Regions from separate parts of the Mus musculus genome. Here regions 1 and 2 are each linked to region 3. The links are chromatin loops, found by intact Hi-C in ENCODE. Cell type or tissue: left cerebral cortex. All regions are shown on one strand.

Region 1 (8,000 bases), 92 kb before region 3:
CAAACTCTGATTTGACTATTTAAGAAAACATGTTCCTGTTTCAAACAGTGATTATTTCTACGAACAAAAGCCAAACTGAGGCCGGGCGATGGTGGCGCACGCCTTTAATCCAAGCGCTCAGGAGGCAGAGGCAGGCGAATTTCTGAGTTCGAGGCCAGCCTGGTCTACAGAGTGAGTTCCAGGACAGCCAGGGATACACAGAGAAACCCTGTCTCGAAGAAAACAAAAAAACAAAAACAAAACAAAACAAAAAACAAAAAGCCAAACTGGCAAGCTACTGTACCTTATCACATCAAAAAATAGTTATAAAGCCTCAGGGATTCCCTCTGCCCCCAACCCACCCCAAAAAGTTTACTGTATAGCCCTGGCTGTCTTGGAACTCACAGAGATCTACCTACCTCTGCCTCCCAAGTGTTGGGATTAAAGGCATACTCCAGCACTGGCCAGCTGCTTAGAGATCTCTTTACATGAGAAAATATATTAGGGAAAATAAAATGTCATCACCATCAACAGATTGCTAATGGTTTTATTCTAATTTGTTCAACAGACCTGTAAACCTGTTATGTTCAGCTGTTATTGCGGGACCTTATCCATTCCAGGAAAAAGAAAGAAAGAGCATAAAGCTCCCAGGCAGTGTGGCGCCATGAAAACAACCGGCAGGTAAATACCCAGGGGAACAAGTAACCCAGCATGCGGTCAGAAGCAGGTCAGCCCAGCCTGTGTGCCAGCGTGAGACCTGGTGTGAGCTAACAAGAGAAAATAGGCTACTACATAAATAATAAACAAATAATAGTTCTTGATATACAGTAATGGTTCAATGCATATAGAGCAAGTGATAACACAGCCACCAAACAGTAAGACCATACACTCTGTATGTGAGGGGCATGGGTGAACTCTTTATATCCAAGTCCAGCCTGAACTGAAATGGTTCTTAATGGAACACATCCAACTGGTGTAGCGTGATTACAGGTGCACCAGGACATAAGAACTTATGAGATCAGCAAGTGTACAAGTCACAAATGTTACTTTTATGCTCATACAATGTATTCCAGATGATAAGTTTAAAGTAAAACAGCAACAAGCAGCAGCTTCCCCTCAAGAAGATAAGGAATTTACAGTCACAAAGATGGTTCACTTTATGAAGCCAGGCATAGCATCAAGTATTTATTTTAAGTATATGTCAACTAAAAATTCTCATAACTCAAAATATCTTTGTTTTATTCATTCCAAAATGAATGCCAAAAAAGCAGTTCAAGTGCATTGGCATTCAAAACAACATGCTAACTTTTCAGCTTTGTTCCAAAAAGTCTTCACCCAGTCATTTTTTTGCCTTATAAACCCTCAATTAATAAATCGGCATTCCAATCCCAAGCCACAGGTACGGGCACAAGCACAGAGCTCGGGCTGAGGGAGCAGAGCTTCAGTGCCTGCCGAGTACACAGCAGTCCATGCAAACTTCACTGCTAATGTGACAGCTACAGTTTATCAAAAACTCCCAGTTACGTACATGACATGATTTTGAACTGGAAACATGAAGAATAAAATGTAGAGCACTATATGTAATTTGACAAGATCTATCAGTTTCTCATACAAACAAGAAATTTAAGGTGACTCAGACAAGGATACTATTTGGTAGGATGGAACTGGGGGGATGGTGATTAAAGAGTATCTTTTGTGGGGCTATGGGGGGGGAGAAATTTAAGAAACTGCTAGCCCCATATGTGAATAGGTAGCACAGGGCCTACTGGGAGGGGCCATAAAAACCATTAATTAATACAGGGCCCTCCCTCCCTAGGTGGTGCTCTCAGGGACTGTGCACTGCTGAGCCTGGGTCACTGTTACATTATTCTGTCAGTGTCAACTTTCGCACTCTGGTTTCCATGGCTATCACTGCATGGTTTTACTATTCCTACACCGAATCCTGTCTATTTCTTTTGTTTCTTATGTGTCTGAGGGACACATATGGCCTAAGAATTCCCCACAGAAAAACAATAAAAACCTGCCCCACCTGCATCTAAATTGAAGTGACACTCTTTTACTCCTTGTCAATAACTACATGGCAGTCAAGACTTTATTTCTTCTCTCTGAACAAACTCCCCATCCTGTTCCTCTCTACAGCAGAGAATGGAAGCCTGTGCTGTAATATCCGAAATGAATTCAAGACCACCCAGTACATTCCCCCTTCGAAAAGGACTTTCCAAACTGTACTAGCAGGCCAAGTGCAGGGCCAGATAAGGAAGCTGGCTGACTAAACAAATGTAAAAACATAGTTTTAGCAGTCAAAATGATTAAACCTGCAGCTACCAAAATAATATTAGCTATTCTCAAAGAAATAACCATAACAAGATTAGCAATTCTCCTGCCCCCCACCCCACACTGAATTCTGACAAAGACCTTGTTGCGAGAATCCCCGACATCCCCCTGACGTTAATAGCTGTGACGTTAATAGCTGTGACGTTAATAGCTGTGACGTTAATAGCTGTGACGTTAATAGCTGATTCATAAGTTCAAAATGTACTATTACTTTGCTGACCAAATCATAATAACCCACGTTGGGGGCAAGCAAAGTGAGGGACTAGGCCAAAGGGTTACTGAGTCACTATACAAACCAACCAATGCCTGAAAGGGTTACTTGCTACACCAATGAGAACCTTGTTGCTCAAATCTGCCCCTTACAAAGGTATAAAAAGTGTGTTCTTTCTCTGTTTTGGGTCTCTCCTCTGGCCTGTGTGATGAAAGAGGAGTCCCCAACATGTTGGATCAATAAAAATCCTCATGCATTTTGCAGCAATGGCGGCGGTCTCTGTGATCCTGTGAGTAAGGGTCTTTTGATAAACTCCAACAGTGCCTCATTCTGGACTGTTTCCTTTTGTGCACTGAACTTCTTCCCCTTGTAGATGTCTTTTCCACATGTCTTACACCTCATGTTGAAGGGGGCCATCAGCCATACCACATACTGCCGGTCCTTGGGTAACTTGAGTTTTGGGATCTTTGATGGGTCAAAGTCAGGTGGGTAGTATTTAAAACTTTCTGTTCCGACATCTCTGCTTCCTGTTCAACAAACAAGTGAAGAAGCTGTTCTCTTAGTCCTCGCAGAGTTTCTCTGATTACGGTAATTCTGCTTAGTCTGTAGTCCAACGAATAATGGGCAGCTGTGGATAGGAAGTCCAATCGTCTACCAGTTACTCAGTCCCTCAAGGCTACTTGTTTCAGCTGGTAGATTCCAACAGATGTGCTGGCAAGTAAATGCAAGCAGAAGAATTCTTGAGTGAATCTTCCTTCTTCCAATGACCTCATGTAGGTCTCCAGCAAAAGGTGTGGCCCAGGTTAAAGGTGTGTACCACCATGCCTGGATCTGTGACTTGCTTTGTCCCAGATGACCTTGAACTCAGAGATCTCCTTGCCTTAGTCTTCTGGGATTCATAGCCACTGTGCCTCAAGATCTCCGTGCCAAGATCCAGGTCAGAAGCTTCTATCTCCCAGCCTCAAGATCAGGATCACAGGTGAGCCTTCCAATTCTGGATTGCAGTTCATTCTGGATGTACTCAAGTTGACAACCAGGAATAGCCACTATACCCCCTGATACACAGGCAAAACTGTTCCACTTCAGGAAATATCCTTGCATTATTCTTGTTGCTGTATGATGAAACTTCTCTGCCTTTCTTCAGTAACTATTACTTTCTCTGGAATGTTTAGGGTATATACTTTGAAATTTAGTTTTGTTGAGTTGTAACATTTTTCTGCATGCAATTAACTACCTGCTTATCTAAAGAAATTTTCATTCTAAAGTTCAAACCTCTTTTTTGCACCATTTATTTATTCGAGGCAGGGACTTTTTCATCTGTTTCCCTGACACAGGGTACCGTGCATCCCAGGTTGGCTGAGGATGACAGGCTTCTGGCCCTCTGCTCTTCTTGCCTGCTCCTCCAAGTGCTCCAGCACAGCTCGGCTGGCCTGCTGGGCACAGCGCAGCGCAGCCTCACTCACAATGAGCAGTCACTCTGTCAACTCACCTAAACCTCCAGCACCTAGGTGGGGGTTTTCCCTCTTTTCTTTCCTCCATCAATCCTACAGATTCTCTGGGCTTTCTCTAAGACATCAGGTCAGCAGGCATTTTTTTCTGCTGTGTTTTTTTTAACTATCTACGTAATGCTCTGTTATTCAGTTTTTCCTTTTTAAACGGTTTTAAAGATTATTTTTATTTTATTTTATATATATGAGTGTTTTGTCTGCATGTATGTATGTATGTATGTATACCATGTATGTGCCTGATGTCCATGTAGGTTCTGGAATTACAGTTAAAGTGATTGTGAGCTGTCGTGTGGGTGTTGTGGGCTGCAGCCAATTCATTATGTGCTCTTAAGCACTAAGCATCTCTGCAGTCAGCATGACAGCTAGCATCGATAAATCCAGCACTTCACATACCAAGGCTGAAGATTTGGGGTTCCAAGCCATCCTGAGCTTGGATGCAATCAAAAACCTACGTCAAAATAACAATAACAACAACAACAACAACAAAAGCAGCAGCAACAAAGGTGGCAGTGCCGACGCTGACCTCTACACCAGTGAGGAATCTGCATACTTGTCTGATAATCTTTGCGAAAACGGTAAATCTATACAGCGTTATATAAAATGTACTGCTATGAGGGAACAGCGAGATGGCTCAGTGAGTGCAAACCATCTGAGTTTGATCCCTGCATCCCACAAGGTGGCAGTAGAGAACCTACTCCTGACCGCTGTCCTCTGACCTCCACACAGCAGACGTAAAACACTCCCGGGAGGCTGGGATTCTGTCCTCAGGAAGCATTCTCTCTCTCTCCTGTTCTCAGGAAGGAGGTCAAAATATAGATTAAAATAAATAAGATCTCCTGTATTTTCATCTTCCCCAATTTTCCTTTCTTTTGTCCAAGATGATTCCACAACTGCTCAATTGGAGTCTATTTACAATAGTCTCTGCTTTGGCCAGAAAGGCAGCTTTAACTGGTTTTGGGAATCAGGAAACGCATACACACTTTGTTGGCTTCTCTGATATTCTCAGACTCGCATGATATGCTTCTGTGGGAGTCTTTGCTGGTAAACTTGGAACTCTTGGGATTCTTATTAAGCCCACTGTGCTTCCTTTCTTCTGCACAAACCCTGATACCACACCACTGTGATAGTTACTACATTGCTCCTACCCACTTCTCTCTACTGTTTTCCACCAAGTATCGTAGATGCGTTTATGGCATTGGAGGTTTTACCCATCTAGGTGTTTTCTGCCCACTTTTAGAGGAAAAAGGAAGTACCTATGTTAAGCTGTAACTCTGTAGAACCCTCACAGTATTTTGTATGTGTATGTGCATATTCATGTGTGTCTGGTGCCTACCAAGGCCAGATGAAGTGCCAGATCCACTAGAACTGGAGCTCTGGGTGGGAATCACACCAGTGCCTTCTCAAAGAGCGGACTCACTTCGCCAGGCCCTCACTCTCTTAGGTGTACAATGGGCTGGTCGGTATTTGTCAACTTGATACAACCAGACATATCTGAGAAGAGGGGATGCTAATATAGAAAATGCCTCTGTAAGACTGGTCTAAAAGACCAATCTGTGGAGTACTGTCTTGATTACTGACTGAAGGAGGGGGACCTAGCCCACTGTGGGTGGGGCCACCCCTAGGGAGGTCATCCTGGATGGCTTAAGAAAGCAAACTAAACAAGTACAGCAGCAAGCACATTTCACCACTGCTTCTGCTTCAGGTGGTTCCTGACTTCCTTCATTGATAGACTACGATGTGAAACTGTAAGCTAAAATAAGCTCATTCCTCCCCAAGCTCCTTTTGGTCATCATATTTTATCACAAAAAAAAGAAGACACCTAACTAGACAGACATTTACAAATTGGCCTTAAAATAAAAATAAAACGCTATAAGGACCAGTAAAATGGAATTTCCCCAAAACCCACACTGTAGTGAAGAACTGGCTAAGGCACGTGATCTTCTGACGTCCACGGGCACACTGTGGCAGAAGAGCATACCCACACATAGATAACGTCATTTTAAACATGTAATGAAAGTAAACATCTGCTTTTTTCTAAATTTAGTAGAGGTCTTACTACGTGTCTGTGTTCAGATATTTTTAAAGATTTATTTATTATATGTAAGTACACTGTAGCTGTCTTCAGACACACCAGAAGAGGGCGTCAGATCTCATTACAGATGGTTGTGAGCCACCATGTGGTTGCTGGGATTTGAACTCAGGACCTTTGGAAGAGCAGTCAGAGCTCTTAACCACTGATCCATATCTCCAGCCCTCATATTTTTATTTTATACTATATTTCATAAAAAACTTTATACTGTGTATGCACATGACACAATCAGCATTGCTTCTGCTTAGAAAATAAAAGCTAAAATCACAAAACAAGACCTGAAAAGAAATGGCAAATAATGAGGACCAGACCCTGAAGAGTGCATGCAGCAGACCATGAGAGCGGCTTGTGCATGAACTCTGGTAAGATGGCAGCTCTCCTGGAGACCCTGCAGACACACGTGGAGCAAAGGGTTCTAAGCACAGCCCTGGCCTGTAACGCAGGAAAAGGAGCCGCCATGACTTTTCACCTTCTGTGTATCTGAAACAGCTGAGCAGACGCTGCACCTCATGCTCCAGACAGTGCTCTCCCTGCCAACCCGATACAGCACTCCCTGCAACAACACTGCCACCAGAGACCCCAGGAAAGCCTAATGCTGGAAAGTGAGAGCTTATGTGACTTACATTAGTGAGAGCTTTAGAGTGTTCCAAATCACATGACCTGAGCTACATGCTCTTCAATACCTGTTAGTCATTTGTAAAACTGAGAATATTAATTTAAAAAACAGCTGGAGGCTGCAGAGTTAGCTCAGTGGTTAAGAACACTTGTTTTTCTTGCACAGGGCCCAGATTTGATTCCCAGCACCCAAATAGTGGTTCACAACCACCTGTAACTCCAGTCCCAGGGGATCCAATGTCCTCTTCTGTCCTCTGAACTGACCAGGCATACAGATGGTACAGAGGCACACATGCAGGCAGAACACTCATACATATGAAATAAATCTAAAGAACAGCTAAGCATGGTGACAAATATGTAATTCCGGAACTCCAAAGGCAGAGGCAGGGGAGGGGTGGGAAGGGGATGTCTGTGAGTACTAGACCAATCCTGGTCTACAAATGACGTTCCAGATGGCTAGGGCTATATAACAAAACAACCCTGACCCAAAAAGGTGGGGTAGGGGGAAACTGTGAATAAGCAATATCGAACTTAAACTAGGAAATGCACATGATAAATAAAAAAGGTTCAAAGAAGCACATGCCACAACTAATCCATCCCTAAGACCATTTAAGTTATTTCCAAGTAATCTAGACCTACCCACGTGACAAAGTTGGTGAGATTTGGTTTGTCTGCTATGTATTGTAATGCTAAATTCTATACCCAAAGATCTAGGCTTGCGAGGGAGTTCTCATGCTTACAATTTTTTGTTTTGATTTAAAACTATTAGTTAAATAAAATTGGCCATAGCCAATTACTGGGGTTACTAGAGGTAGGTGAGTTTGGAGTGACCTGGCGGGGGGGAGAGAGAGGAAGGAGGAGGAGGGAAAAGGACAGGGTAGAAGGAGGAAGCCGCCATGAGGGGAGAGGAACCATGAGCACAGGGCCAGGAGAAACAACAAGTGTCTGGGATTCACTGCTGGGGAGGTAGCCAGGCCAGCAGTTAGAAGAGAACATTAGAGGTTACCCCCCTAGTAATTGTCAAAAGCCAAATAAAATAGCTATAGTCTGAGTCTCATTTATTTATAAGCTAGTCAGGGATAAGCTTAAATTGGTTGTACCTCACAAAGTGACAGTAGGTCACTCAATGATGGGACAGTAGTCAATAGTAACATCAAACGCATGCTACCCAAGCTCACCATCATAAATGTATTCAATATGATCTCAACTGACACTGGCAGAGGCTGGGAGGAGGGGGTGCACTGGGGGAGGGGGGGAGACGGGA
Region 2 (8,000 bases), 160 kb after region 3:
GCTACAGTGGTAATAACTAAGAAAGAATAGGTACCAACAGATAAAGATGAGGTGACAAAAAGACAAGCCAGAAACAGATCCATACACAGAAACACTCAGCAGGCAAGTGAGATGCTACAACTCTGGTAAACAGAAGTCAAATTCAATATATACAACAGAGAAGGTGACAAGATGAATGAGTCACTAGCTCACAGCATACACAAAAACTGATTACAGGTGGATTATGAATTTAAGTGAGAAATGCATCATTTAAAAAATGTCTAAAAAGAAACACAGTGGACATCTTAGTATGTCCAAAGCAGGGGACATTTTCATTGGATATTAAAATTAAGAATTGGGCTGTACAATGTAGTTTAGTGGTTGAAAACTTGTGTCACATGCTCTGAGTTTTTTCAATGCACATTTAATAAAAAGTGCTCCCAGTTTGTCAGCTTAAAAAGACAATTCAGTATTCTTTAAAAGTAGGTGAAAAAACAGGGCCATGTTTTCCACACAAGGGAAACACCTGACGCTATGTGAAGAGTCTCAATCTCATTAATAAATGCAAATTTTAACCACAATGATGCACCATGTTGCACTACTGGCAAATACAAAGAGATCTAAGATAACAAGTGTTTAACAGGCTGCAGGTTGCCTAAAACTCTCATATAACGCTGATCAAAGTATAGAAACTGACAAAACTATTAAGTAAAAACACAAGCTGGTACTAACACTTCAGATCCAGTTTGAAATCATTTTATAAAGTTGAACATTCATACCCCTAAAAACCAGCAGTTCCACTCCTACTAAATAACTCATGATGCTGGGTACTCCAATCTATTCACAAAGCACTAAAGATGCTTTTGAAACTTATGTAATTCCCTCGAGCTACTAACGATATCTGAAAGAGTTCAGCATTGCAAAGGATAAATTTCTAGAGTATCAAAAGGACATTTTAAAGTAAAACTATGGTTTTTCCAAATACATAACTAGGCCAGCAGGTTGGCTCAGTGGGTAGGAGTGCTTGCCACCAAACCTGACAACCAGAGCCCAATCCCCAATCCACATGTGTCCTCCAGGCTCCCTGCATGTGCCATGGCACATATACCCACACAAGTAAATAGGTGTCAAACCTTTGTAGGTATTATAGCTAGTTTTATCACACAATTGAGTTGAATAAAAGTAATTAGAAACACTAAAAATTAACAGAAAAAAACAAATTATACCACTTTCTATATAAGTGGACAGAGGAAGTGCTAGAATTAAAAGAGGCCTTTCCAGCATTTTAAACTATTCTTTTGCTTTCCTACTTGCAGCTATACCATAGTTCTTCCAAGTGGGTGTGCTGGTTACATTTCTATGGGAAAACAGAACAGTCAAAATGCCCACCAACAGAAACAGAAGTAAACCGCATTATATTCATCCATCGTTACACAAGCAGTAAAGAATTAATGGCTTACATCTCTACGGAGTATTAGTTACTTAGAAACACAGCATTTAGTGAAAGTAAGTTTCAGAAGACTATACCCAGAATAATGTGCTTTACTCAAACACAGAAGCTATACACACAATTCAGTGCTAAATGATACACAAAAATCTGATAAAAATGTTTAAAATACAAGAATAACATGAATTCAGGATAATCACCTCTGAAAGTGAAATATTCAATACTGGTTAGGTTGATTCTTGGTCCCACTGGTAGACTTGTAAGTGTTCATTTGTTTTACTTCACAGTTTGTCAATAAATAAGTTACATGTATTCTGAATATATCAAGTACTACATCAAAGAGGAAAGGATTTAAAGAAAAACATCATACCTTTAAAGTGTTTTTAATTCTATCAGTTCACTTGCTGTGTGGGAGGTACATATAACATACCATGAAATCTTATCTTTACATCAGCCAAAGCAACATTAGATAACATAACTGTTCATTTCAATGAATGTTATGAGGACCAAAATCATTAAAGACCGAACCAACCAGCTGTGAGAGTTTAACCCATTTGCTGTCACATGGCTAGACAAAAGGCAGTCTTTTAAGCAAATTTAGCAGAAAGCTAAAGTCATAAATAAGATGGTCAGTAAAAAGAGGAAAAAAAAGTTTGTTAGCAAGCATGTGAGGAAATGGGTGTTCTCCATATCAGTGACCATTAAAACTGGTACAACCACTTTGAACGTTTCTATCATATCTGGTTAAGTGGAAGATGTATATATTCTACTACCCAGCAAAATTATGCTTAAGGGTATGTCCTAGAGAAACTCCAAAAGTGTGCACAGCAAACAGGTACAGAGATATTTATTGCAGGACCGTTTTAAAGAGTAAAGACTATAAACAATTCCAAAGTCCATCAAAATGAGTACAATGCAGTGCTATACCAACATTTATAATAATTCAAAGAAAGTACAATTATTCGATTTATTCATATATAAATCTCAAAACGTGATGCTGAGTGAAAAAGCAAGTTGCAAAAAGTCACAATTTTATATCACTTTGGTTAAAAACAAATACTATGTATTGTTTATATATTCACCATTACCAAATTATAAGTTATGCATGGAAATGATACACACAAACCTGAACACAGTGGCTATCTCTAGGTAAGGAGGGGCTCAAACTCTCAGCATCTCCAAAAATGTTTAAGCTTTTTTTTGTTTGTTTTTGTTTTTGTTTGTTTTGGAGAATCTGAAGTAAATTTGGCAAAAAAATAAATATATAACAAACAAAATGGCCTGATTTGGTTAGATCTACCTGTGTTTAATCTCTAAGTATTCCAGAAATTAAAAGAGAAAAAAGGAAAATTAAGCAACAATAAGAAAACCGAGCAGGAGAGAAAGACAATCCGCAGCCCTTGAGCGCAAAGCACAAACCCCTGACAAGCACAGTAGTGGCAATTGAATCCCTAGGAGAGTTTTACCGTATAACAAACCCATTTTTCTTAAAATAAAATACACATTTCTTGAAAGAACGTGTTCTAACTAGAGCTGTGGTTGTGAGAAAACTGCCCCGGAGAGAGCAGTAAAACCTGTATGATTTCAACCCTGTTCCCTTGATCCCTCGCCAGAGTCCAGAGCTTTAAAAGGCTGCTATAAACACCCTGCAATACCCAGTGTTAGCCATCGCCTGGTGAGAGGCACAAGCACAAACGGTGGAAAGAATTTGCAAACTGAAGGACGTCTGGAAACTACAAGCTTCTGAGAAAGGTACCGTGCAGTGGTACCGACACACCCTCGGCTTCATTTTGGTCCTTTGTCCCCCCACCCCCCTAGTCTGTCCCCTCCCCAATAGGAGATGGCAGCCCAGGCCTCAGTGACGTCGCCAGCACTGCGGAGCAGCAGCCCTGCGCAGGCGTAGGAAAAGGCTGCAGGTGGGGAGGTGGGGTGGGGGGCAGCTCTGCGTCCCTCCCGGGTCCTCCCAGAAACGGGGGTGGGGGTGGGGGGGAGAGGCGCGCACACACAGACCAGGGGCAGCGCGCACGCGCGTCACCGCAATTCCAACCCCGCGCACGCCACAGGGCCCCTACACAGCGCACCTTTGGGGACCCTCGAGGACGCACGCGCGCGCCTGCCACTGCAGCCTGCCGCAGCGGCGGGTGGGCGGGCGCGCGCGGGTGCTGAGGAGGGGGCGCGCACACCACAGGGAAGGCAGTGACAAAGGTGGGAGGGGAACCACCATCCTCAGAGGATGAGAAGGACGCCCACGCCGTCGTAGGGAAGGGAGAGCGTAGGAACAAAGCGGGCCAGCCGCAGACCCAGAGGCGCGTCCCCGAGCGCTCGGAACGCGGGAACGGGTACCTGACCCGGGATGTCACCCGCACGCCAGGCGACGCGCACACAAAAGACCCCCCTTCTACCGTTAAGGACGCCCGAGGGTCACTGGACAAAGGGAACACACCCACAAGGGCAAGGGCGGCCACACCCCCTCAGCGCGCGGGCGCTCGGCGAGACGCGCGGCGACGCGCACACCCACACTCACCACACACCCACGGAGGGAGGTGTGGAGCGCCCCGATGCCCGGGCATCTCGGCTGCGGCGGGACGCGCAGACGCTTCCGTGAGCCCCGCCGCGCGCAGGGTCTGCACTCACCCGGGCCCGCAGCCCGCGAGCCTCAGACGCGGGCTGCCGACGCCTCCGGCCCTCCACGTCAACCAGACCCGCAGAGCGAACGCTCCGCGGCTCCTGAGGCGGGCGGGTCACGTGGCTTAGGGTGCGCATGCGCAGTCGCCGCGTCGCCCCCTCAGCTCGGTGGGGTGGGTGGTGAGACCGTGCTAGCCCCCTCGCTGCGGTCGCGGTGCGCCTGCGCCAAGCGGCGGGGGCGCCTGCCAGCCTCTGCTTTTCCTCAGGTTTTTTTTTTTTTTTAATTTCCGCCCACGCTGCGGGGGTAGCTGAGCCGCGCCTGCGCATTGGACTGAGTGGGGCTGAAGGGTGGGGACGGGTGGGCGTCGGTGCTCGCAGGACTCAAGGTCCCGGGCCTCCTGTTTCCTCTGAGCCTCACGAAGGCTGGGACAGGGCCCATCATGAGAGGGCAGGACTCGGGGCCTCTGTCCAGCCCGGGCCCCTTCCTCGCCTCAGAGGGTCCGAGGTGCGCATTTTCCCCGCAGCGCGCGCTCCCGCCGCCCCCTCAGCTGCAGTGGCGCGCGCGCGCGAACATCCGCAGTGGCTGTGTCCGCAGCAAGCGATGAGATTATGTAACAGACCATTGGTGAAGGGGGGCGGGGGGAGATGTCTGACGACGATTGTGTTCCTTTTCCACAGATTGTCTAAAGCCACAGGGAAGATGGTGGAAAATTCACCGTCGCCATTGCCAGAAAGAGCGATTTATGGCTTTGTTCTTTTCCTAAGCTCACAATTTGGCTTCAGTAAGTACTGGAATGATGGATGGCCAAGGCCCTTAATGGTATTGAGAACCAGGAAATAATGTGTTTGTCCTTAGAACGTACACACATGAACTGTTGATTCTTTCTACCTGTGTCTCTTCACGAGTCCTAAAAGGGGTACCGTTTGTTTGCTCAGTTTATGTATGCAGTTCTAGATGAACTCTCCAATATTTATTTAGCACTAGGCTTGATGCTAATGTGAATAAAACCTGGCCCCAATCCTTGAGGTCATAGTCATGTGGAGAAGCATAGTAAACCCACAGTTCAGAGAGCATGATGAGTGCCCTGGAAGAGCCTTGGAAGGTTTAGAAATTGGGGTTAGCTACCTCCAGGCCACTCCCTGGCAGTTCTATCAGAATAAGTCAGGAAGGACCATGGATAGAGTCTCTGAGTGAAGGCCTGTGAAGGTTTGGAAGTGAGATGCTTATAGCTCCAGGATAGCATGCTGTAGCTGAAGAGTGAAGATAATGGGCCAGAGAAGTCAGGTGTAAGAATGTACCCTTAACGTCTGGGATCTGCATTAATGCCCACAATGTTCCATTTTGTAGATGAGGCCACTGAGGCTTACAAAACAAAACAAAACAAAAACAAAGAACAAAAACAAACTTAATATGACCAACTCAACAAACAGAACCAAAGTCCCTCTTCAAATAGTTTGGAAGATATGAGGCAATCAAGTGGTAGAAAATTGAATGCCCACAATCCAACCTGGTCCTTGATAGAAATCAGAATGTCTATGTGGAGGTATCCTTCCCAATTCTTAAGTGAAAAGTACTAGCTTAGCTGTAGTGTAGTGGGATGAAGAAGCTACAGTTACTGGCTCTTTCGTGGAATCATTGTTTGGCCTGAGAGCTTTGTGTTTTGCATGAAGTGAACCTGTGAAGTAGGTGCTGCCTTGCTTCCTCAGTTTAAAGATGGGAATACTGAATTTAAGTAACTTGATCAAAGCCAAATAGCAACAGGACTGGAATTAGAACAGGTATACTGGCAGACTTCACTCTACTGAAGTCCTTTGACTCTTGTATTAACTTGGGTAATTTATGCAAAGAAGCTGCTTAATAAACATTAGCTGCCCTTTATTTCTATAAATTACTATTCAAAGAGGATTTTAAGGATTGGAATCTACAAGCATGTTAGATAAACCAAAACCTAATTGAAGAATTTACTGAGCACTTACTATGTATCAGACAGTGTTAGAGGCCAGGGAAAGGTAAAATAACCAAACCTTGTCTGCCTTCATTTGAGCTTTCTGCATACTTGGAGACGACAGATAAGTAAAACATATCCAGGAAGCAAAACAGGGATAGGGTGGAGGAGATTAAGGAGCAGGAAGAGCCCTCCTCATGTGCTGTGCTGCTGTGTGCTATCTTTTAATACTACAACTTACCATGCAGAAAGGAAAAGATCTCTGTAAGCATCTTTGTTCGGCACCAGAAGCTTACAGAAAGCACAAACCATCTCTTCAGGAGTTACTGTATTCCAGTCTTGGCATACAAAGCTCTGTAACACTTCATTCTTAAGACAAAACCCACCACTGCTGATGTAGCCTGAAACCTGTCTCCACCACTTCCTTTGTACAAATGAGTCCTTTCTTGTGTATAAAAATATACATGTGCGTCTCAGGACTGTTTTGAGGATTAAACGAGTTAGTCCATGTGGAGAAGTTTAGAATCTATTGTTAAAACACGGAGACAGCAGAAAAGGAGCCTACAAGACTGGGTATTGGTAGAAAGAAGATTGTACATAGACAGTCAGAACCAGAGGTGACAAGTTCCCTTTAAGCAACTACTTCTTAAGTAATTACTTCTTCCCTATGGAGAAACAATGAGCATGTAAAATGCAGGAGCAAATTCTAGCAATAAGTTCCTAAGAAATATGTCCATAGACTTTTTTTAAATTATCATTAAATTTGCTTACAATTCAAATGATATCCCCCTTCCCCGTTACCCCTCCACAAATCCCCCATCCCATCCCTCCTCTCTCCCCTCCCCTTTGCCTCTATGAGGGTGCTCCCCCACCCACTCACCCACTCCTGCCTCACCACTCTAGCATCCCCCTATGCTGGGGCATCAAGCCTCCACAGGACCAAGGACCTTCCCTCCTAATCATGTCGGATAAGGCCAATCTCTGCAGGATACTTATCTGGACCCATGGATCCCTCCATGTAAACTCTCTGTTGGTGGTTTAGTCTCTGGGAGTGCTGGGTGGTAGCCTTAGACTTTTTAAAGTACAGTATAAAAGCTAAGACACTAAAAACGTGTTAATATGGTAATTATGGTAAGTATTCTAAGACTGGTACAAATAAGGAGCTACAGATCCTGAATTTTGAGAGAGTGAGGCAGGCCTTTGGGGAGCATCTTTATTGTATATGAACCTTACAGACTAGACCATGCCTCACTAACATGTCTTCTCTCTCCCCTTACCCTCTACCCTGCAGTACTTTATCTTGTGTGGGCTTTCGTTCCCGAATCTTGGTTAAACTCCTTAGGCTTAACTTACTGGCCTCAAAAGTAAGTTTAATATTTCTTCAATGGGGAGGTAAAACTGATATTGTTTTGCAGGGTAATACTCTTCTCTAAAACCCAAGCCTTAAATCCTTATGGCTTTTAAAATCCATGAGTATCTGTGTTGAAATTGAATGTTGCTTTTATTTTTGTACTGGGGGAGGGTAGTGGGGGTATTCACATGTGCGTGCCCACGTTGTATGTGTAGGTGAACATATTTGCACGTGCATGTAGTGCCTCAAAGTTGATGTCAGGAGTCTTTCTTGAGGGTGACATTGAGCCCAGAGCTCTATAGTACAGCTAGTCTGACTAGCCGACTTGTTCCAGAATTCCCTGTGTCTGCCTCTGAGTACCAAACTTACAGCTGGCCTGCCACATAAGCTCAGCACATAACTGGGTCTGAGAATCCAGACCCAGGTCCACACACTTGAGTGGCAAGTGCTTTAACTAGTGAGCCACACCCCAACAGCCATACCCTAAAGGTTATTAATATATCACTAATTAAAGGTGGTGGGGCAAACATTTATCTCCGTTTCCTCCTAAAATCATGCTAAAATTATACTGTTGCCGGAAAATCTTTTAAAGGTATAAGCATACAAAATGGGATAGTAGGTAAGATATTAACAAAATTTTAGGACATGCTTC
Region 3 (8,000 bases):
CCTGTGTTTGTGCAAATTCTGGTGCTGGAGGTCAAGTGCTTTTCATCTATGGTTACTTCACTGTGAGATGGGATTTCTCACTGGCCTGGAGCTCACCAAGTGATCTAGGCGAGCTGGCCCACACGCCTCTGGAATCTTCCTGTTTCTCCTTCCCAGCTTTGGGGTTAAGAATAAACACAGCTCTCCCTGTTTCTTCATATGGGCTCTGGGACTGAACTCAGTTCCTCACGTTTGGTTAGTAGAGCACGTTGCCAGCTAAGTCACCTAGTCACGATTATTTGTTAACAAAGCAGAATTGGGGTTAAGAAATACCTTTGATGTGTGTGGAGTGCTCAGTCACAAATGGGACATCTCTATCACACTCCCTTCCCCTAAGGCGCAGGACAATTGCAGAAGAGGAGAGGGGGCAGAAAGATTTTAAGATCCAGAGGTCAGGAGGACCAGAGTGAAAGTCTCTTCTGGAAATGCAGGACCACCATACACTTGAACTCACAGCAGCTGTGGTTGCTGCACAAGACCAAGCTAGCCAACAAACATTGCAGCATGGGGCTGAGGAGCTCTTGACAGCTGATGGCTTCTGAGAGGAAGAGTCAGTTTTCTTAAGAGAAGGGACCCTGGTAGGTCAACTATGCTCCAGGAGATTGGCCCACATCCATAAGTAGTACATGGGCAGCACAAGTTGGACTTGATGGGAGAACATGAATATGTATGCTTACATATTTATGTATGTGTGTGTACAAAAAGAGGAGAGGAGTTAGGCAAAGAATGTGGGGTGAATATGCTCAAAATACATTGCATGTGTATATGAAATCCTCAGAGAGTAAAAATATTATATATTTAAGAAATACTTTTGATATAGATTTAAGACTTGGCATTAAAGACAGGCTTAAGGAAAAGACTGTATTGTATACACTGGAATGGGCATGGATTTCTCAATAGAGTTGCTTACACTTGGTAATCTTTTAGTTTTGTATTATTTGTTCCTTGCCCTAATATATTTGAGAATGTAGTCTTGATGGCTAGTTGGCTAAAATTCTTGTTAAAGTGTCTGCAATATACAGAGTTTGACTTTTTTTTTTTTCAAAGATGCATCGTCTTCCATCTGCTTACGTGGATATAGTTTCTTTCTCTAGGTTCTGAAGGGTGAGAAGTCCAAGATCAAGGTTCTTCCAGGTTTGGCATCTGGTGAGGCTTAGGTTTCATCTTCTAAGATGGTGCCTTGGACACCCCATTTGGACAGGCATACACTTGCAAGCACAGAGGTTATTCTTTTTAAGCCCCCGTGAAAACATAACGTTCCCAAATCATAAGTTTGTAGCCATGTCTAACATCTTGGCCCAAATTACTATAGACCTTGGGCCAGAGTCATCTAGTTGTGACTGGCCCACATGTATTACAACACTACAAATGTGTGCTGTTTTAAACTACTGAGTAACTTGTTATGGTACACTTGATGGTAGCTCTGGACCTGACTAGTCCTTCACAGTGGTCCTGAATTGGGGAAAAGGAATGGTCTGCATATCCTGAGTGCATCAGTCCTCAGACACAGGATGCCTTTGAAAAGGTGGCATGGTCCTGGGGACAACTGAGTTCAGTTAAAGGCAAGATTTGAAGAGCTGCTGAGACTCTCTTACCAGCAGCTCAGGGATCCTGTCCTTCAGTCCATAGGAGGACCAAGGGAGAGAACCCATTAAAAAGGCCCAGTGGGACTGTTGCTGTTGTCCTGGAATTGCAAGGAAGCCAATTACTGGACACTAGTGTAATGGTCACTACTGTAAACGTGACTGGATTCCAGGATTATCTTGGAGAAGAATCTCTGTGCAAGTCTGTGAGGAATTTTCTAGACTAATTGAGAAGATTCCCCTTAAGTGTGGGTGGCACAGTACACAGGATGGAGTTCTGGGATACATAGAAAGCAGCCAGCCAAGTACCAGCATCCATCTTCCTCAAGCTCTAGCTACCGTGACTCCCATACCATGATGGACTATACCCTCAAACTCTGAGCCACAATAAACCCTCTTTCATCATAACAGTGACAGAAGAAACTAAGGGCTAGAGAGATGGGTCAGTGTATTAAAGCGCTGGCTGTTTTTGTAGAGCACCCCAGTTTGATTCACAGCAGCCACAATGGCTCAGAACTGTAACTCTGGTTCCAGATCGGATGCTCTCAAGGCCTCCATGAGCGCACACAGATATACATGTGGACAAAACATCCGTGACATAAAAACTTTAAGACTAATATGCACATCGTATTCCAGTTTTCAATTAAAGAAAGATGCCTATTTGAGGGGTTATTTCCCAGCATTTAATAAAAGACATATATTTCTAATTCTGCTTCCACCAATTTTCCTGAATTCTCCCTCTGCGTGGTCTACACAAGATGGCCCAGTAAGGAACACAGGTGCACGGGCTTTGTGGTCTGGTGGTGGAAAGTGATCCGGTATGGGAGGATCATCATCCGTAGGCATCACATCGGTAGTGCCCATAGGCAGAAGAGTCTGATTCATCACCATGCTTGCTCATTCTTGTGTTTCAAGAGAGAAGATGACCAAGTAGGGATGGTACTGTAGACTGGTCACAAGAACACACACACACACACACACACACACACACACACACACAATCGGGGTGCACACATGGCAGTCGGAGGACAACTGGTGGCAATTGGTTCTTTTACCAGTGATGGAACCCAGGTTGTTATCAGATGTGGTGGCAAGTACTTTTAGTCACTAAGCTATCTCATTAGCTCAAGAGAACCCCATGAAGATAAGTTGTCTTTAACCATCTTGAGGGAACAGCATTTTCCTGGGGATACTTCTTGGATGCTGGCAGTAGGGTTGACAGAGAAAGACAAGCTGGGAACTATCTCCCATTCAAATGTCTGGGGAGAAGGCTCTACTAGCCTCCCCGTTATCCATGAACGTTGTCAGACACCGCAGTATGCAGAAAAGCAGGGATCAACTCTGAGAACTCCAGCTGTTCTCTATTGGGATGCTCACCTTACTTCCACACCAGAACCACAACTTCCATTTATTACCCTCACAAAAGACCTAGTGTCCCACTTGAGCCACAAGACTGTCAATTTGACAGTCTGATATTCAGTAGCTTAAAGTGACAAAATCAAACTTATTTAACATGAGATTAAGGGATGGAAAGACTTTAAAAGAACAGTGTTTGTGGAAAGTGGACTTTTGATTCTTGTAGGACGGCCTTTGCACTCAATAAACACTGGTAGTTCCTGGAAGGAGCGCTCTTCACAGTAGACCAGCCTTCCTTAACCATGTGTGCAATTTTCAAAGAGGAAATCAGGTACATCGTCCCTGGAGGAACAAGACTCTGTAAAGCCATATATGGAAGGAAAGGCTTTTCTTTTTCTTTCCTGCACTGAATTTGTGTCTTCCAAATATCTAAGCTGTGTCCCACATGATTTTTTTAGAATTGCTAGGAAAGTCTGTAGGTCACACGGGTAAGTCCTAAGGGTAGAGATGGGAGCTGAAAATAGAGCTGTGGATACTGAGAAACATTTTATCTTAACCTTCAAAAGCAATTGCAGCCGTCGTACATCGTTCTCGGCTTCAAAACACCTAGAGTCATTCACGAAACCACTTTACAGAGAAATTTGTTATCCTAAAAGTGATATATATTTAAGAAAATAATAATCAAGGAATTCAACAAATACCATTTCTTCACATCATTTTACGTAACAAAAACATCAAGATTTGACTTGCTTATCGGAAGAGTCAGTTTACACAATTCAGTAACTAGCATGCTGGCTAACCGCAATATCCCCCCTAAAGTTCGGCGTCCACTGCGGCAGGCTGCTGGAGGGAGAAAGGGGTACGCAGGTCCGTTTCCGCTTCGACTCCAACCTTCCCGCTCGCGCGCCCGCCCGCCCGGATACCCCACAGAACACCAAGACCACTTCCAGAGCTGGCGCCTGGGGAGTACCCAGAAGCCTCCGCGGCCGCGGAGCCGCGAGCAGCCGCAGAGCGAGGTCACCTCGCGCTTCCCGAAACCTTGGCTCTGCGTCGTGGGCGTGGCCTGAGGGGGCGTAGCTGCGGCCCTCCACCAATCAGCGCCCAGCAGGTCGCAAGCGCGGGGCCACGCCCCTGCGGTTGGCACGGACTCGTCCGCCCGGAGGATACTGGCGGTGGCGCCTCAGAACATCTGGCAGCAGACGCGGCTACAGGGATGGAGGAAGCGGATGACAGGAGGGGACACGTTCCTGCTATCACTTCCGGAAACCCACCTCCGAAACGCAGCCTTTCGCGCCGCACAGCCCGACGGGAAGGCAGCCTTCCTGTGTAAAAAAAACGCTGCGAAGCGGCCTCGCCCCCGCCGCGGGGCACGCCGGGAGAACAGAGAGCACACTCCCGCGTTCCGGAAGTGTGTGTGTGTGTGTTCGCGCGCGCGCGCGCGCGCGCGTGTGGGTTTCGTGCCCCTGTCCGCGCTAAGCCACGCCCTGTGCCCGAAGGAGGGAGGTGTGTGAGGTGTGGCGCGAAAGCCGGTCACGTGCCACCACTGCGGAAGGCGCCGGAGGGGCGGGTTCGTAGGGGGCGGGGCAACCGGGTCACGAGTGGCCGGAAGTTGCGGCCTTTGCGGATAATCTGAGATGGGGACCACTCTGGACATCAAGATTAAAAGAGCGAATAAAGTGTATCACGCCGGGGTAAGTGGAGGGGTGTTGGGCTTCAAGCTCTGCGGTCTCCAGCACGGCTCGCGCGGCCCCGACGCTAGATGGGCGTGCCCTGCGGTCCTGTCCAGTGTGGGGCTGGGGGCCGGCGGCAGGCGGGCGGGCGGCGGGCTCGAGCTGTCGCTCTGGGGGTGAAGAGCAGATGACAAACGCCCCTTTCTGCAGAAGAGCTTTCAGAACAGACATGTGTGCTCCAGGCTGTGGTCAATCCTAAAGCAGAGTTCTCTTGTAAGCCTCTCACCGCGGCAGGATCCATTACCCTAGTTGTAGAATGCAATCGCCCTGTCTCTACCTCCGGAGACACCAGCACAGCAGCCGTGGAGTCACAGCTAGCTTCTGCACACAGTTCAGTGGATACAAATGCAGCGTGGTGTTGAAAGGGAAAAACATCCCAGGTGAACATCTTAAATGGACGCTAAAGGCTAGAAACCTGATTATTTTAAAAAGATTCCAGTGAGCCACCCCACTTCCATCCTCACCACACAGGAAGCTATATTCGTGATTTGTCTAGTAGACATCATTCAAAGACCCCTCCCCCACAAAACAAAATCCCAAACACCAAGTTGCCATCACCCCTTATAAAAGCGACTGTACTCTGGCAAGATGCACTAAGAAAGTGGAAACTCACTTATGCTAGATCACTGCGAAAGTATTTAGTTAGTTCATAAAGGAAACGATCTATCCTGCCTCAGTTGAGGCACACTGTCAAACCACTGCCATATTAAAGCTGTCAGTTTCATGAAAAGCAATTGGAGGCCAGGGGAAGTGGCTCAGATTGTAAAATAGTTGCCAGTACCGCATAAAATCAGACGTGGTGGTGGGTGTCTGTAATCTTACCACTTAAGACAGGGTCAGAACATTATGATCATCCTTAGCTGCATATTGAGTTTGATACGAGCCCAGGGGCCATAAGATAAGGGCTGGAGAGATGAATCCACTGATCTTCGGAGGGTCCAGTTCTCAGCTGCCATGTCAGACCATTCACAACTCCCTGTAACTCCCAACTGCAGGGAATCTCACACTTCTGGTCTGATTGGACTGCACTCACAGACACAGTGTATAACATAATTTGAAATAAATCGTTTTAAATGGTAAGTCAGTAAAATTGTTGGGGTTTTTTTTGTTTGTTTGTTTTGTTTTTTTCCGAGACGGTTTCTCTGTGTACCCCTGGCTGTCCTGGAACTCACTCTGTAGACCAGGCTGGCCTCGAACTCAGAAATTCACCTGCCTCTGCCTCACAAGTGCTGGGATTAAAGGCGTGTGCCACCATGCCCGGCCAGTAAAATTGTTTAAAATGAAAGACACTAAAGGCAAGGACCAGAATGCAGTGCAAAGCGTTTGTCAAACAATTGTGTCTGTGTTGAATTTCTCGGTGTGTCTTAGTCACAAGGGAGCCCTTTCATATGCTGACCTTTGCCATGGTAACCTTAACCGCTAGATGTGGTGTGTATAAGTTTCCGCATGTGTATACAGAACAAAAGTAAATGTAGCAAAATAGTAACAGTTCTGAGGCCAATGGAAAGCGACATGACTTTTTTCTTGGTTAATAGTTTTGTAGGAGGGGGCTGGTGAGATGGCTCAGTGGGTAAGAGCACTGACTGCTCTTCGGAAGGTCCGGAGTTCAAATCCCAGCAACCACATGGTGGCTCACAACCATCTGTAACAAGATCTGACTCCCTCTTCTGGACAGCTACAGTGTACTTACATATAATAAATAAATAAATCTTAAAAAAAAAAATAGTTTTGTAGGGATATAATTTATATATACACACAGATGTTAGAGATATAATTTGGATACAGCAAAAACCAGCCCATTAAAACAGCTAATCTAGTGGTTTTAGTGTATTTATAGTGCTGTGCATCCATCCCCACTAAGTTTAGAAGGTTGTCACCAACTCCAAAAAAGCCCCCGTACTTGATAGCTGTTACTCCTCCTTCCCTGCCCCCAGCCCCAGGAGATCACACATATGCCACAGGATCTGCCTGTTGTAGCCTTTCACAGGACAAGAGTCCTCCTGGTTGTGGCCCTTTCTGACTGGCTTCTTTGACACAGCATGTTTTCAGTATCCATGACTGTTGGAGCATGCTTGTTTCTATGGCTGAATAGCTCTGCTGTACCCATAGGCCACACACTGTCCTTGTCAGGTGACGTGAAAGATGGCCAAGTGCTGGATGGGGGTGTCTGTGGAGTGGGATGTAGAAAGCTAGCTTCCTCCAGGAAGAGCCATCCCAGCTCCGGGATCAGGAGGGTTAGAAAATGAGTCCCCAGTGGGACTGTGCACCGTTTACGTGGAGAGGCTTTAGTGGGCTGACTTTGTTATCTTCTGTTTTCCTTGGCTTAATCTTTTAAAAACCTTTGTGGCTTGACTGTTTAGCTTATTAAGTTTCAGCCTCCTCTTTAAAATCCAGACATCCCCAGTAAATGTTTTTTAGTAGTGATTTACTCCAGTGCAAGCCCACGTCACTCACCAGGATCTGCTGGAAAGGTCAGGGACCCAGGATAGGGAATGGACTGGTGGTAGGAGGATCAGACCACCCACCTAAACTCTGACCTGGCGTTTCTCCAGGGACATGAAGAGACTGCAGTTCAGTCATCTCTGTGGACTCCAGAGCAGTCCTTGTGTCCCACATGGGTTTCAGAAGGATTTGCTAATCAAATTTGTAGATTGAACAACTTACATGTCTTATGACTTCATCAGTATTTTCTTTTTAGGGGGTGAGTTTGGGGATTGTTTTGTTTTGTTTTTAGATAGGGTCTCTATATAGCTCTGAACCAGGCTGACCTCAAACTCACAGAGCTCTACCTGCCTGTGCTTCCTGAGTGCTGGGACCAGTATGATTTTTTTTTTTAAAGATTTATTTATTATATGTAAGTACACTGTAGCTGTCTTCAGACACTCCAGAAGAGGGAGTCAGATCTCGTTATGGATGGTTGTGAGCCACCATGTGGTTGCTGGGATTTGAACTCCGGACCTTCGGAAGAGCAGTTGGGTGCTCTTACCCACTGAGCCATCTCACCAGCCCCCTGATTTTTTTTTTTTAAACACAGGTTACTTAGAAATATCTAATTTTCCCCTAATATAATAATTTCTAATTTTAATATTTTAAATGTTAGGAAAATTTTATGAGCAGAATTACAATGCAGGATTTAGGAATGTTAGATTTTTGACAGCATTAGAAATGCTAGAAAAAAAGACAATAAAATGGGAATGTTTATGATAATTTAGTCATAGTCAATAGCTATAAACATACTGTACATTTTATATGACCTCGGTAATTCTTTTATTGTCATAAGTCTTCTCTGTGA

The links. A loop is a pair of places that touch in the nucleus more often than their neighbours do. Peaks named below come from ENCODE experiments on the same cell type or tissue, not always from the same donor. Only the 100,000 strongest peaks of a DNase experiment are listed, where the experiment ranks them.
Region 1: a loop joins it to region 3, with 2.5 times the contacts of the local background. A loop is called at or near these places in 19 of 42 quality-filtered maps.
Region 2: a loop joins it to region 3, with 10 times the contacts of the local background. A loop is called at or near these places in 5 of 42 quality-filtered maps.

Annotation. Positions count from the first base shown.
Region 1 is chr16:94,615,423-94,623,422 of GRCm38, reverse strand. The region is part of intron 2 of Dyrk1a (dual-specificity tyrosine-(Y)-phosphorylation regulated kinase 1a); the gene reads right to left. Among named protein-coding and RNA genes, the nearest start is that of Dyrk1a, 49 kb to the right of the region's middle. In left cerebral cortex, CTCF peaks have their summits at 4,704 (motif pointing right) and 6,188 (motif pointing right); DNase peaks (open chromatin) are centred at 4,380 and 4,713; H3K27ac peaks cover 868 bases.
Region 2 is chr16:94,366,922-94,374,921 of GRCm38, reverse strand. It overlaps Pigp (phosphatidylinositol glycan anchor biosynthesis, class P), which reads left to right and starts at 4,372. Exons shown (of 5, transcript NM_001159618.1): 1 at 4,372-4,556; 2 at 4,730-4,833; 3 at 7,289-7,361. The coding sequence starts at 4,492. Ttc3 (tetratricopeptide repeat domain 3) reads right to left here and starts at 4,183. Exons shown (of 46, transcript NM_009441.2): 1 at 4,061-4,183. In left cerebral cortex, CTCF peaks have their summits at 3,092 and 4,463; DNase peaks (open chromatin) are centred at 3,599, 4,237, 4,617, 5,079 and 2 more places; H3K4me3 peaks cover 4,563 bases; H3K27ac peaks cover 2,802 bases.
Region 3 is chr16:94,523,007-94,531,006 of GRCm38, reverse strand. Vps26c (VPS26 endosomal protein sorting factor C) reads left to right here and starts at 4,378. Exons shown (of 8, transcript NM_007834.3): 1 at 4,378-4,669. The coding sequence starts at 4,613. It overlaps Gm31323 (a long non-coding RNA gene), which reads right to left. Exons shown (of 5, transcript XR_876278.2): 5 at 7,675-8,000. In left cerebral cortex, no CTCF peak of the experiment used is centred here; DNase peaks (open chromatin) are centred at 4,187 and 4,931; H3K4me3 peaks cover 2,821 bases; H3K27ac peaks cover 2,350 bases.